2 separate regions of the Homo sapiens genome follow, and region 2 is linked to region 1. A link is a loop called in an ENCODE intact Hi-C map of the cell type or tissue named here. Cell type or tissue: HCT116. All regions are shown on one strand.

What was found. Hi-C counts contacts between places; a loop is a spot of excess contacts. Peaks named below come from ENCODE experiments on the same cell type or tissue, not always from the same donor. Only the 100,000 strongest peaks of a DNase experiment are listed, where the experiment ranks them.
Region 2: it touches region 1 in a loop (20-fold over the local background); 2 of 110 quality-filtered maps call a loop at or near these places.

The regions. Positions count from the first base shown.
Region 1 is chr5:146,422,547-146,430,546 of GRCh38, reverse strand. No RefSeq gene overlaps it. Among named protein-coding and RNA genes, the nearest start is that of TCERG1, 21 kb to the left of the region's middle. In HCT116, a CTCF peak has its summit at 3,191 (motif pointing right); a DNase peak (open chromatin) is centred at 3,226.
Region 2 is chr5:145,903,943-145,911,942 of GRCh38, reverse strand. It overlaps a transcript of GRXCR2 not described here. Among named protein-coding and RNA genes, the nearest start is that of SH3RF2, 29 kb to the left of the region's middle. In HCT116, a CTCF peak has its summit at 3,550; a DNase peak (open chromatin) is centred at 3,562.

The sequences.
Region 1 (8,000 bases):
AACTCTTGATGATTAAATTTTCACTCTAAAATTTACATAAAGAACTGCCAGACATAACTTTAGGGCAAGCACAGTGGTTCATGCCTGTAATCCCAGCACTTTGGGAGGCCGAGGTGGGTGAATCACTTGAGCCCAGGAGTTTCAGACCAGCCGGGACAACATGGTGAAACCCCATCGCTACAAAAAATACAAAAATTAGCCTGGCATGTGGCACGCGCCTGGGGTCCCAGCTATTTCTTGGGAGGCTGAGTTGGGAGGATCAATTAAGCCTAGGAGGTTGAGGCTGCAGTGAGTCGTGATCATGCCACTGTACTCCAGCATGGGCGACAGAGTGAGACCCTGTTTCAAAAAAAAAGAAAAGAAACCACTTTAGGAAACCAAAAAGAATTAATCCCCAAAATTAAAACAACGTTATGTAATATAAAAATTGATTCAAAAATATATTGGTGTTTATTATTTATTAAGGCTAATTATTATGTTGAGTTTATTGGAATTTATTGGGGTTATTGGTGTTTGTTCCTGAAATTGCTCTCTCAATGAGCAGGCAATAATTTTGCATAATTTTTATTCAATGTCAAAATGTCATTAGGATCCAAAGGATAGGGGTCAGGATGGGATTATGGATCAAGATGTGTGTGTGTGCACATGTATGTGTGGTGTGTGTGGAAGAAAAGTTAAGAGCGAGCAAAAGGCAGAGTGGCCCCAGAAGTGGAGCAGCATGCAGGATATGCCCATACTATTAGGAGCCTCAGTTTATCCTGGTTGATGTGCCAGAGCCGAGCGGCATACAGGCTTCAGGATCATGCCAACCTGCATTTAAAAAGGTCACAGGCTATGTCGCCCTGCAAAGGTCCCCACCTCCCCAGCCTCAGCCTCTTGATCTCAACATGAGAATCATAGTAGTACTCACCTCAACAGGTTATCAGGAGGACCACAAGAGCTAATGCCCTTGGCAGGTACCTGGCATGCAATCAGCCTTCAATATTGATATTGGCCACAATTATTTACTATTGTTTTACTTTTTAAGTGTGGATGTGCTCTCAGAAGAAGTTACTCACCTAGCTGCCTGTCCTAGATGTGTAACTTCTTCTGGATGGGGTCTTCATATCATGTTTCTTTGCCCCCAGCCTGGTTTCCAGAATCCCAGCACAATGTCATGTTTATTATAGGATACCAGCGATTTTTAGCTGAATGTTGACTGGACATGAAAGAGAGAGAAAAAAAATAAAGGGAGAGAAAGAAAGAGGTTGGGGGGTCAGGGCTGTGAGACATATGGGGTGCATCAAAGGATTGCTAGACAGATGGTAAGCAGGGGAGCAGCTCAAGGCAGAGAGAACACCTGGGCTATGTACTAATTAGCTGACAGGTGGGTCAAGGATTGGAAAAAGTAGGAAACAGTATGTTGTTTATTCCCCGGAATCAGAGGCTGCCTGAGGCCAGGTTCACTAATGCCCCTACTCCTCCTGGCTAAGTTCTACAAGTTCAGAATACATTCCACTTCACCTTGAAGAAGCCCTGGGCCACGGGACGGAAGCTTTGCTGACAGGTTTCATAACTGGGCCTTTCACTTAAGGTTCTGAGCCACTTTGGCCTCAGCCAGCACTGCACTTCCTCCAGTCATATCTTCCCCGAAACTAAAATACAGCTTGGAAAGACAGTCTGGTGCCCTCACCGTCGCTGTGGCTTCCTCAAGCCATGACATGCTCTTTTATGAGCCTGCGGGGCTGTAATTCTCATCACCTGACATTTATGGGAGGCTTCGTATTAGCAAACGGCTTTATGGCCATTTTTATGAGGGATGCCTCTCTGAACCCTGTCAGGTGTAATCACCCAGACTAGGCAGGAGGAGAGAGCATGGTGGGCAGGCAAATGGCCCTGGCCCACTGGCCAGCAAAGAGCCAGGGATGGAGCCTGCAGGTGCCACTGCTCTTCAAACGTGTGTCATAGCTGATTTTCTTGTCCTCACAGCCTTGGCAGCTCTCTCCGTGTCACTGTCCTCCACATCCAACCCACCAGAGGGTCCTGAAGGTGAGACCACCAAAGCCACCTCATATCCATTCATTTCTGTCCATCTTCCCAGCTTGACTCCCACACAGCACCACCTGGCTCTGTCTCCTCCTCTTGCCCCGCTGCCCTACTGTCCATCATCCACACAGAAGACAAAATAATCCTCTAGATGATTTTTGTTTTGTTTTGAGATGGAGTCTCGCTCTGTCAGTCAGCTTGGAGTGCAGTGGTGCGATCTTGGCTCACTGCAACCTCCGCCTCCGAGGTGCAAGCAATCTTCGTGTTTCAGCCTCTGGATCAACTGAGACTACAGGTGCGTGGCACCACGCTCAGCTAGTTTTTGTATTTTTAGTAAAGACAGGGTTTCACCATGTTGTCCGGGCAGGTCTTGAACTCCTGACCCCAAGTGATCCACGCACCTCGGCCTCCCAAAATGCTGGGATTACAGGCGTGAGCCACTGCGCCCGGCTTCTCTAGATGTTAATATAGTTATTTAATGTATGCACTTTTTAAACTTTCTGATATTTCTGGGAAAAAAAAATCTTTATTGATACCCTGTAGCGAGTATGTACTATTAAAAAAAATAGTCCTTGAAAGACAAAAATAGCAAATGCTCAATAGCTTCCTCTTCTGAATAAAATGTATCCCAAACAAAATCCCAGCTCCTGGGCAAAATACTGGGACCCTCTGTGAACTGGTACTTGCCCACTTCTCTGGCCTCTCCACACAGCCCTCTGCTCCTGCACGGAGTTCAAGGACCCAGGGAGCACTTTTCTGTCTCTGGAGTTTACACCCACTTCTCTCTCTGCATGAAAAGCTCTTGGCCTCTCCTGGCACAGCTGGCGTTGTCACAACCTTCCATTCTTAAATTGCCTGCCATCCCCCTGTACCCCGTCTCCCCCACCCACACATCTCCACATTAGCCTGTTAACGTTCAGAGCACTTTCAACAACCTTAAAATGTTTCCTGTTTGTTGACATACAAAATTGGTTTCCTTTGGCAGATTGTAAGTTTCATGAGAACAAGCACCTGCTCTGTAATTTTTGCTACTGTACTCAATGCTTTGCACATCACCTGCACCAAGTATAAGCTGAGTAAATAGGTGTTGAAAAAGTAAATGAAAAAATGGAATGGTAATTGAAAAACCTCTCTCCTCTCAAACCACACGTTAGTCTTCATTTTCATCAGTAGAGGGCAGCAAAGACTTTGCATTATCTAACTTTTCTGGCGTTTCTGCCAGAAAACTTATTCTCCTTTGCCCAGTAGTAGACTCTGGTTGTCAGGAGTTTTAGGAAAATACTCAGCCTTACAAACTCTTCCCTCTCCTTATTTCTGGAGTTGTCTTCACTCTGAATTATTTACAGGTGTTTTTGTTTTTCTAAGATTTCAGGCTGACAATGTTCCTTAAGAAATGAAAGCACATGTATCTACTAAACCAAAAAAGAAACCCCAGTGGCCTGGAGCCTGTACCTGCCTGCCCGACGAATTACTGGGGGGAAAGATGCTTATATCATATCCTACAGCTGTTTAGGACTTAAGGCTCGGCAGCTCTCCCTTATGGTGTGTAGGAGGGGCAGGTACCAGAGAAGCAGCTGCTACTTGTGTTGTGAGCACTTGCAAGAGCAAGTTGTGCGTGGGTTTATGGTTCTGTCTTCTATTTGCATCTGTTTCTGCTTATTCCATCTTCTGTTCTACACACCCCTACCTTCCACTCCCCAAGGCAAGAATTTCACCATTCCCTGCCTTTGTGCGCTCCCATGGTGGCTTCACCCAGAGTACACCCTGAACCTGGGTAATCAGAAGTAGAATCAGTGTCCACCCTGTTTTAGAATGGTATTTTCACTCACCTTCTGTCCAGCAAATATTTAAGAGTCCTCCTACATATTAGGCATGGGTTTGTGCTCTGTGAATACCGATGCTCCATTTGGTGGAAAGGCCCATTACAGGATCAAAAGGGGAGCATGATTTCTCAACCTCAGTACTATTGAGATTTTGGACAAAGTAATTTTCTGTCATAGGAGCATTCTAGGATGTTTCGCAACACCCCGGCCTCTACCCATTAGATGGAAGTAGCATCCACCCCCCAAGCTGTAATAACCAAAAATGCCTCCAGACATTGCCAAAAGTGGGGGTGGGGAGGAATTCCTACCCCCAACCTTGAGAACCAGTACTTTAAGGGGATCATAGTGGATGCCGTTGGGATATCTTTGCGGCCTTACATCAGTGACCCCTTTCTCCTAATACTCCTCCTCCTTACCCACTATTTATCTGTTGTGACCTGAAGCCCATGGACTTGACAGATTGGACATCTGACCCAACTTAGGCTTCTCAGCTTCTCTCCTCTGGGAATTTGAAAGTAGGACCGAGGGACTGTCTACCACATGGGCTCTCAGCAGCGTCAAAACTTTAATGAGAATTCAGGAGATGTGGGTGGATGTATGATAATAACATTGGAGACCAGATGCGAAGATATTTGCTTATCTACTGCAGAGATAAGAATAAAATGCTCAGTAGAGAAACACAGAGACAAGAGTCAAAGAGAAGCCACCTGGTGCTAGCACTTTCTAAGGCCTGGCTACACTTCCTACAATTCTTGCCTTAGATAGTAAGACATTCCTGAACATTTTAAACTAATTCCTCTTTGATGCCAGGGCAGTATTTTGTTCTGTTACTGGCCAATAAGGAGTTCTGACTAGTCCATTCTATGTGGCCTGGAACTGAAATCTTAACCAGAAAACATCAGGGATCCAGGCAGCTGGGGGAGCCATTTCTAACCCTAAGGGCAGCTTCACTGACTCAGACCATGTGCTCTATTTCACTTTCCCTACCAAATGGCTTTCTCACCCTCTATCACTACAGGGATAGAGATGGTGTTTTCTTTTGTCTTAACCTTGGCTTATCCATGGCTCATGTCCTCAACTTCTTGTCCATTCACCATCAGCTGGACTGCTAACAGCACACACAAGTTGCGTTTCTAGGCTTAGTTTCCTGAGCGGGGGGAGTCTGGTTGGCTCCTGTGGCCAACACCGCTGGCTGCCCACTCAGCAACCACCCTCCTCATCAGGTTTGTTCAGGTGAACAACCTCAGGTGGTGAATACATCATTGGTTTGTAAGAGCGCTGAGAGGTAAGGGAACTTTTGCGGGGCTGGGGGGCGGATTATGGGAAAGAGTGTTATCCCTGATACGAGACGGGGAGGCCTGAGAGGGAGCTGGCCCACCCGCTTCCTGCCTGCTTTGGATGTCACATGAGGACATGATGCATGACGCGGTTGTACCTATCATGCACCCATGAGGCAAAGCCAAGAGAACGACAGAGAAACTGACAGAAGAGGGCGTCAACATCCTTGAGCTGACAAACTGACCAGCCCTCGAGCCACTTACCTTCAGACTTCTTGTTACATGAGGTATCCTTAAGGTTTAAGCTACTTTGACTCGGGTGTCCTGTTACTTGAAGCCAAGAGGATCCTGACCAATATAGAATAGCTCATCTTTTCAGGCCATGTGGCTTAGGTCCTAGGTCTCTAGCTGTGAATCTGTAGGTTGACTGCCTTGGGGCCAGGCATCCACCGGCAGCCCACATGTTTATGCCTCCCTAACTCCCAACCTTTTATTTTGAAAATGTTTAAACCTACAGAAAAGTTTAAAAAGAAAATACAATGAACTCTCAAATATCCTTCACCTGCAATCACCCATTGTTAACATTTCACTACTCTTGTTTATTGTACATAACTCCATATACGTATATGGGTGTTTTTCATAGACAGATAGATAGATAGTGGGGTTTGGGGGCTGAAAATTGGAAAGTACATTAAAAACTTTATGAAGCTTCACTCCATAGTACTTTGGCATTTACCTCCAAAGAAACAAGGACATTTTCCTGTATAACCAAATTGTCAATCTAATAGATTCAACATTGAGGTATTATCTAATATTTTAAAAGTCTTATTAAATATATATAGCTTTTCCCCCAGTACCACCCTTTGAAGCTTTACTTGTTTTGTTTTGTCTTAGTTTTGCCTTTGTTTTTGTTTTTATCCGGGATTCATCAAGAATCACATGCTGTTTTAGCTGTCACGTCTCTATAGTCTATTTTAGAACAGTTCTCTTGACATTTGCGGGGAAATGGGGAGAGGGCCTTCAGGTCAGTTCTTTTATAGAATGTCCCACAATTTGGATTATCTGGATATTTCTTCAGAATTAGATTTAGTTAAAGACTTTTAGCAAAAACTTCTACAGAAGTGATGTTGGGTCCCTCTCAGTGTTCATAACAAGAGGCATATGATATCACTGTGCCCTGTTATAGGTGATGCTAAATTTAATCCTCTGATTAAGGTGTTGCCTGCTAGAATTCTTCACTGTAAAGGTATATTTCCCCACTTTATAATTAATAAGTAATCTCTGGGATGGTACATGGAGGATATGAAAATATCTTGTTCCTCCACAACTTTTACCATGTTCTAGCATTCATTAATAAACTTTGACTGAATCAATTATAATGTTGGTGATTGCAAAAATCACAATTTTTCTAATCCTATCATTTCTTCCACATTTACAAGCTGGCATTCTGCTGTTTAAGCAAATGCTCTCCTCTCATACTCACCTTTTAATGTTCTTGAGTATCACTGTCAACTAGGAAAAATCATTACCATCGGTTTTCTTTTCAATTCTCAATTTGTCCCAAATTAGGCCAACGGGAGCCCCTTCCAGTTGGTCTCTGTGTCCTTCTGACATATGCCTGTTGGTTTTGAGTGCTTCTTTACTTATTTCACGATTCTGTAGCAGAGGAGGTCCCAGGCTCATCTTGCACTTTCTTTGCTCCAGACATTGAATCAGCCATTTCTCCAAGGAGATTCAGTTTCTTTTAGTGGAAACCTTCAGTTCTTAGAAAAAAAAATGAGTAGGAAGAGTGCTCTTGCTATTGGAGTCTCATTGCCTCTAGGCCCTTTCAGTAGACAGAGCCAGAAAGTATATTTTATTTAAAATCATTAATTTATCTGAATCCCCCAACTCCAATCCAATACCAGCAGTTCTTCCTCTTGTCCTCCCAGTCCATATTTTTATCTTTTTCATTTTTTTGAGACAAGGTCTTGCTCTGTTGCCTGGGTTGGAGTCCCATGGCAATATCATAACTCACTGCAGTCTCAACCTCCCAGACTCCAGCAATCCTCCTGCCTCAGCCTCCCAAGTAGCTGGGACTACAGGTACATACCACCTTACCCAGCTAATTTTTTTTTTTTTTATAGATGGGGTCTTGCTTTGTTGCCCAGGCTGGTCTCGAATCCCTGGACTCAAGTGATCCCACCTTGACCTCCCAAAGGGCTGGGGTTACAGGCGTGAGCCACTGCGCCCAGCCCATATTTTTACCTCTCTTTTCTCAAAGGAAGAATGCTGGTTTTCATGAACATCACTATATTTACTCTTCTGCTCTCTTCTATAATACTCAATAATATTAGACTTACTACATCAACACCACTACCAACAACAAACCTAACAAAGTTCAAGATTACAGTTTTAAAAAATGTCCTTAGAATGTAGCCCACTTAAAAGTAGAAGTCTGTTTAAAAGCCTTTAAACCTTGAAATAGGTTCGTTTGTTTCTTTTTAAATTCAACATTAGGGTTTTCCTATCCTTATTGATTATATATATATACTTTTTTTTTCTTTGAGACAGAGTTTAACTCTTTCATCCAGGCTAGAGTGCAATGGTGTGATCTCTGCTCACTGCAACCTCCGCCCCCTGGGTTCAAGTGATTCTCCTGCCTCAGCCTCCCGAGTAGCTGGGATTACAGTCCAAGTCTGAAGATCTAAGAACTAGGGAAGCCAGTTGTGAAAATCCCAGTCCGAGGGCAGAAGACAGATGTTCCAGCTCAAGCAGGCAGGCAGGAAGCAAAAAAGGGCCAAATTCCTTCTTTTAGACAGTCTCGCTCTGTCACTCAGGCTGGGGTGCAATGGCGCAATCTTGGCTCACTGCTACCTCCACCTCCTGGATTCAA
Region 2 (8,000 bases), 520 kb after region 1:
TTGTTGTTGTATTTTTTGTACAGATGGGGTCTCACTATGTTTCCCAGGCTAGTCTCGAACTTCTAGACTCAAGTGATCCTTCCAAATTGGCTTCCCAAACTGTTGGGATTACAGGTGTGAGCCACAGCGCCTGGTCAGATGAACCTATTTAGAGGAGGCCAGTCACTGGCCACTTCATTCTCTTTGTGCTGTCAGTGCCAGGAGTAGAATACATTCTATGTGTCCCTTCTGAACGAATTAAAGGAGGAAATGGGAAAAGTAATCTGGCTATGGGATCTGAAGGGGATTTCAGAAATGGACTTTGACCAATATCTGAGTTCCACCTGCTCAGTGGACCCAAAGGAAGTGTGAATTTGGGGACTCAAGTTCATCTGTCTTGGCTTCGGGTCAGTTCTTCCAAAGTTTTCATCTCCTAGATATTTTCTTGGACCACTTGTCAGCCACATTTTCTACAAGTAGTGTTCTCGGCTTTGATGCTTTCCTTTCATTTCAGTACCTTTCACCCCTTCTCCCTCTGTGGCAGAGCAAGAGCCTTTTCCACTCTGCAGACCCATAGCTGCAACTGCAGCTGCCCTGGGAACCTTGCTCAGCCATCACTGCAATGCACAGGGGACGCCAGACCGTGACACCTGACCTCTTTCTCCGACTAAGCACCAGTCCTCTATCTTCTCTGATTTAAGCAAGAAACAGCATAGAACTGTGGAAAGGGTGTGTAATTCAGAGTTTGACCAAACTAGTTCCTAAAATGTTAACTCGAGGTGCTGATAGATGTGTTCATTAATTTGTGGTGATCAGTACACAACATATACCAAATCATCACGCTGTACACCTTGAACATATAAAATTTTAATTCGCCAATTAAGTATTTTCAATAAAAATAATATAACCCCTTTTTAAAAATGAAAATAAAAGTAAATGACACATTTAAATTTGCTTCCAAAAAAAAAAATACAAAAGAAGCCCTGCCTCATAACATGGGAGTGATCTTGGGCAAGAAATTTAACTTTTCAGGGCCTTGGCGTCCTCATCCACAGAGTGGGGATGTGCCTGTAGTTGTACACACATGTGTGTGCATGCACGGGTACACACACACACACACACACACTTCACATAGTTCCCCTTCTTATCTACCCTTTGATTTTAGCTTAAATCTTATCTGCTTCATCTAAAGTAGATTTCCTCCTTCAGTCTCAACCCTGTATGAGTTTTCTTCATAGCACTTACCACAATGTATAATTCATTGATTTATATATCTTTTATGTTGTCTTCCCCATGACAGTGCAGATAGGAGGTACAGCTATGTGTCACTACTGTATCTCAGACATTGAAATAGTGGATAGTATGTAATCATATGTACTACGAAAGTATATACAAAGTAGAAGTAGCTATACTTATACTATTATAAGTATATACTTATTCATTATAATTATGAATCATTTTAAAAGGTTAACAGTTGGTATATAATTATATTACTATTAATGCTCTCATTATTTTTATGAACAGTGGGGAAATTACTGGGAAGAAGGAAAAAGAAAGTCTCTGGGCAAGAAGGTCCCTTTTTGTTGGTTAATGGGGAAGGGTAATGCAGATTCGCAAAGGTCAGACTGGTCTCTGGTCCTGGCCAAGAGACTCTTAGCTTCCAATGAGAGGTGGCATGTGTTTCAGAGGTTGTCGTTTATGACTGGACCCCGAGTTTCAGAAGTTAAAGTGTCTTAGAAATCTCTTCCATTTCAGCCTACTCATGTAGTTTCAATTTATTTTAGTAATGAATTCAGTTGGCATTTTCCCTCTGGAACCCTGGTATTAAAACAAACGTGACAGAGACTCCACTTGCAGGTACAATAGCGTGGGAACAAAATGAACTTCGATGTACAATATGACTCCCAATATTGGTTCAGCCACAGCGTGACAGTTCCAATGAGTAAGAGCAATGGGAATCTCGTTAAGCCTTACAGTTTAGCACCAGCCTTCAGGAGAGGAGAAATCGTGTCTGATCGTACTGTCCTGTTAGCCTTGTAAATGTGCAGGAGAGAGGAATTGGGAAGCGAGGGGTGAGGGCGGGGGGTAGAATATATAAATCAAGAGATCAGCAATATTTATCCCAACTTTTTGATTGTTTTCTGATGGATCTGAAGAAAGACTAATTGATTAAAAAGGATTTATAAGAGAAGTAAAATGAGGTCATGGTCAGAAGGCTCAGACAGGTGGTGAGAGAATTGTTACTAGTCAGTAATCATTCTATTATTGAGCATCTACTATGTGCCAGGCACTATTCTAGGCATTGATGAAGAAGCCAAAGTCCATGCTTATATTCTGGCGAGAGGAGACAGACCACAACCAAACAAGCAAGCTAATGGATACCTTCTGTAAAGAATATAAAACAGGGTAACATTACAGGCAGTTACACTGAGGGGGGCAATAGAGACTGCTTTAGTTTGATGGTCAGGAAAGTCTTCTCTGAAAGTGTGACATGTGAGTGATAACTGGATACTTGGATAGAGGCAACTGCAGAGAGATGGAAGTTAATAGCATCTCAGCTGAGAAACAGAATGAGCAGAAGCTGAAAATAGACGAATCCTTCTAAATACAAAAATACAAATAATTACCACTTCTACATTCTTTACTATTTACTAGTGATGTTTATTATTTACCAGCTAAGTGCTTGGGACAAGTTATTTGATCATTCTAACTCAACAGCTATAATATGGCAGTAGTAATGACTGCGCGCCTCATAGCCTGTTATGAATTACATATAATAGCAATAAATGCCAATAGTTGTTGAGTATGATGTGCTGTGTACTATGTTAAGTGCTTCACATATAATAGCTCATTTATTTTTTTGATAATGTCCTTAATAAGACAAGAAGTGTTATCATCCCCATTTTGTGGATGAGGTGATTGAGTACAGAGAGGATGAATAATTTGCTTAAGCTCACCCAGCAAATGAGTGGCAGAGATGGGATTTGAACCCAGATCTTCTTCCAAAGTCCTCAACCTTAACCCGCATCTTCCAGATGCAGAAGTCTTGGGTCAGTGCCCATCAGTTACCTAGCCCGGTGCCTGCAGTGGTAGCCCTCAATGCTTTTAGCTCTGTCATTACTACGTACATTGCCTTTCTTCTACCTCCCAGCAGCCTTGAGTAATCTTGGAATCTGCATTTTAGAATGTGACATTCAGAAGTCAATGATTGCCAAAGAACTGGAGCTGGAAGCCAGATCTTCTGATTCCAAATCCCCAGGGTCCTTTTCCTACAGTGAGCATCCCTGGAGTTTTTGCTTATTATAATTGAGCATATTTTGAAAGGAATCCTCAGAAATACACACTGAATTTGCTTCAGTAGATCCAGCTGTTTGCAAAACAATAGGTCCAATTTTCTTCCTTAATACTGCTTCTATTAACATTTAAAAGATCCCTCCATATTCATAGTTCCTATTTTAAGCCAGAAATAAAATTGTCAGAGCCTTTCAGTATTCATCAGCTGATGAAACCCACCAGGATTCTGAATCAACACCTCATCTGCCACCTGTCAGCCCCAGCATCACTCTCTTTGCCTGCCTTGCTCCTCCTTGTGTACATCCTAGGAATTTCCAGATTTTCTTGAGGCTTCATAGGTAGGACTCTTTGTTCCTGGGGAGTTTGCTTTTATTTTCTTGTACATGGTCATTCCTGTTCTCTTGGATTCCTAGAGCTGAACTTTAAACTTGAAAACTGTTTTTTAAAAATAGTCTTTTTGGTTAGGATTGTCGGAATTTAGAATCGACTTCTGAGATTGGAGGACAGTGCATCTCATCTCATTGTCTTACAAGGCAATTACAGTTGGAAATAGGACAAAGAAGACATGACATTGGGGAGGTAAAACAGCTAGAGCATCTTCCTCATAGAACTGGTAAGGCTGGAGCTTCCTCTGATCTTTCTCTGAGGTTGGTGCAGACTTACAGCTGCAGTCCAGACCTTTTCTTTTAATGTGAGACTCTGATATTCAACCACCTACTCCGTGTCTCCACTTAGAAGTCTAGCAGGCACCTCAAATCTAACATGATAGAAACAAACACCGGAACTTCATCCTTAAATTTGCTCCTGTCTGTCTTCCCCACATCTGCTAATAACAACTCTATCCTTTGAGGCACTCAAGCAAAAATGTTGCTCAAGTAAAAAATGCCTAGCTCCTCCACCACTCTGTCCCCAATACCTATTCTTCTTCCCCAACACTTCTCTCTTTCTTCCAGGACCCCGTGTCGGATTCACCAGGAACTCCTATTGGCTTTTACCTTCAAAACAGATCCAGAGGCTGACCATCTCTCCCACCACAGGCCGAGTCACCACCCTCTCTCTTGGTTTCTGTGGTCTCCCTTCTTTATACTCGATGTGGCAGCCAGAGCGATCATTTTATTATTATTATTACTTTTTTTTTTTTGAGAGGGAGTCTCACTCCATCGCTCAGACTGGAGTGCAGTGGCACGATCTCAGCTCACTGCAACCTCCGCCTCCTGGGTTCCAGCGATTCTCCTGCTTTGGCCTCCCAAGCAGCTGGGCTTACAGTTGCCCGCCACCATGCCTGGCTAATTTTTGTATTTTTAGTAGAGATGGGGTTTCCCCATGTTGGCCAGGCTGGTCTCAAACTCCTGACCTCAAAAGATCCTCCTGCCTTGGCCTCCCAAAGTGCTGGGATTACAGGTGTGAACCACTGCATTCCGCCAGGGCAATCGTTTTAAATCTGCATCAGTACATGCCCCTCCTCTGCTCAAAACTCCCCAATAGCTTCTGTCTCTCAGGATGAAAGGCAAATTCTTAAAAAGGCTTCCAAGATCCCCACCTTCCCCTATTATCACTCTAATCTCATCTGACCTACCCCCTGTCCTCTATGCCTTAGCCACCCCGGCCTCCTTGCTGCTCCACGGACCTTCCAGGCACGGTCCTGCCTTGGCAACAGAAGTTCCCTTTGCTGGAAAGCTTTTCCTCTCCACAAGGCTGACCCCCTCACCAACTGCAAGTCCCTTCTCAGCCAAGCCTCCCATGATAACTTTATATAAAATTGCAAACTTGCTTCCATGTTCCCTCCCCTGTTTCATTTCGGATCACTATCTTGCATACTATACATTTAACTCACTGATTTTGTTTATTGTCTGTCCCCCACAACTTCAACTAAAATGTAAGCTCCATGAGGGAAGGAACTTTTGTCTATTTTTGCACTCTATTTCCAGTGCCCGGAAGAGTAGCTGGCAGCTGGCAGACACTGAAACATATTTATTAGGTGAGTGAATGACTGTTTAGGGATTAACACAGTGCCCAACTCTATCTAATCAGGAATCATTCCATGACAAAAAGGCAGAAAAGCAATTCAAGCCAGAAAGGAATGTGATTGGATTACTTCCAGTGCTGTTGGAAATTCAGGGAAATGTTATTTTCAGGGCAGCTCTATCCAGGAACTCAAATGAAGCCATCAGTCAGGGACTTCCTTTCTCTGCTGTCTCTAATTTCTTTCCTGTTAGCTTCATTCTCAGGCAGGTTTTTATTGTCCCCATCAACTTCAGACATACATGCTATCGGATAAGCAATGCCAGTGAGGGAAGATAAGCACCCCCCTTTTTTTTTTTAACATTTTCCCCTAAAGTCCAAGGACACCATCTCACTGGCCTGGCTCAAGTCAGGTGCCCATCCCTGGACCAATCCCTGTGATGCAGAGGAATGAAATACTCCCCTTGGCCAGTCGAATCATCTGATCATCCCCAGAGGAGAGTGAGAGAGTGGGGGTATCAGGCCCACCCACACTCCACAGACTGAGAAGGGAAGGAGGGGTGCCTCTGTAGGGAGAAACATACATAGGTGCCATTACCAGGCTCATCCTGCATTACCAACAGAGTGATTTCTGTAAAATATGGTTATGATCTTGTGACTATTATGCCCCAGAATCCTCAATGGCTCCCGATTAAAATAAATGCTGAAATTCTTGGTCTGGCATTCAAAACTCATCATAATGTAGCCCCAATCTATTCCTCTGGTTTTCTCTCTCACCAAGCACTCCCACATTCTCTTTGCTATGGAAACGCTGGACCATGTGCTATTCTTGGACCACTATTTGTTCATTCATTTATTTATTTATTCATACATCTATAACACTTATTAAGCACTTACTATATGCCTCCCAGCCTTTGTTCATTTAGTGACTGCTCTCCTGAATGCATTTTGCCTCCTCTATGCATATAAAAGCCAACACACTCTTTATGTCTCAGGTTAAGTGCCACATTCTTGAAGATGTCCTCATTCCTCTCCTACCCCGTCCATGCAACTCGGAATTATTTATTCCCTCCATCTCTCTCCATAATACTTTATTTCCTCTCTTGAAGCAGCATTTTTGAAGGTGCCTTGGTTTAATGTTATATATGTAAATACCAATTTCCTCTATTGGACTCTAAATTCTTTGAGGGCTTAGGCATCCCCTCTACACCATACAGGCAGTTAAAATATATTGTGTACATAGTACATCTCTAATAAAAATGAATGAATAACAAACCAAATTGCCTTAAACTTACAGTTTCTCTCTTCGTCACTGTGGTATGTTTATTTGTATAGCACACATTTGGATTTATAAAGTGTTTTCAGGCCTTACATGTTATTTACTTTTCAGAACAGTATTACTGGGTATTATCTCTATTTTAAGGATAAAGAAACAGAATCTCTGATAAGCTAGGCAACTTTTGGGCTGCATAGCTGATAAGTGGTAAGGATAAGAATTGAATTCAGATCCAATATTGACTCTATATCAGTCAAGGGTATTTTGGTGACTGTGTAAGTACAAAAAGTAATTTATTGGTTGATTGGTGGTAGTCAAAGAACCATGCTTTTTGGTAATCACTCTCTTGGGTCGTTCCCTCCCTCAGTGGCTCTGAGCATGGATGTGTGACTTGTTTTGACCAGTAGGACTTTAGCCAGCATGATGTAAGCAGAAGCTGGATAAGTCACGGTGCATGCGGACTTGCTTGTTTGGACTGCTTCCTTTTGGACCTAGCTGTTACACCCTAAAAAGCCCAAGCCACGGAGGGGAGAAGAACCATGCGCCCTTCAAGAGCCCCAGTTAAGTCCTCAGCTGCTACCAGCACCAACAGAGCATGTGAGGCTCATCCCATCTGGAGGCAACTGGTCCAGCCTCTAGATGGCTGAAACTCCAGCTGCAGAACCATGAGAGGGAATACAATGATTGTCATTTAAAGTCATTAGGTTTTAGAGCAGTGTGATACTCAAAAATAGGTAACAGAAACATCAGGCCAGCATCTGACTTACTCTGTCCAACCCCGAACCAATCACTGTGGCTGTGACTGTGGGGTCTTCTGGCTCCTGCCAGGACCACACGGAGCAGGGGAAGAGATTCTCAAGGAAGGGGTATGAGGATTTGTGTGTGACAAATAAAACTGGTGGCTCCAGAGCCAAGTCCAGGCTGCAGGAAGGCAACCTACCTCCTCAGTGGGTTAGGAAGGTGTTCATCTCATTAAGGAACCGTAGATTGTCAGAGGTTAAAAACTTCAAGTCCAAGTCTTTCATTTTACAGATAGTAAAATTAAGGCCTAGGGAAAACCATTTCCAGGGGCAAGATCCCATCAACCATCAGGCCAGATCCGGGTTACTGTGGGCCCTACTCTGGATCTACCATCCCATGTTTCCTCAGCGATGCTGGTTCTCAGGAGAGGGTGGAGGTGGGGTGTGAGGATGTACGTGTGTGAACATTTGTGTGTTTCCTAGTGTCTGCCCTGGGGTGGGATTGAGGATCCTTGGCGTGAGGGATGTCATCCTCCCAGAGCTCTGTTTTCACTCCCTTCTGGGCAGAGATCCACATTCACACACAAATCTGGGGTTAGTCAGACCCCACTCAGCTCCAGTTAGGAGTCCTCCTCAGCCTTTCCCGACACAACTGATTGTTAAACCACTTCAGGGCATGTCTCTAAAGTGTTGTGAAATTTTCATCAGAGAGGAGTATTTACAGTCAACATTTGGGACCTCAGGCTTCA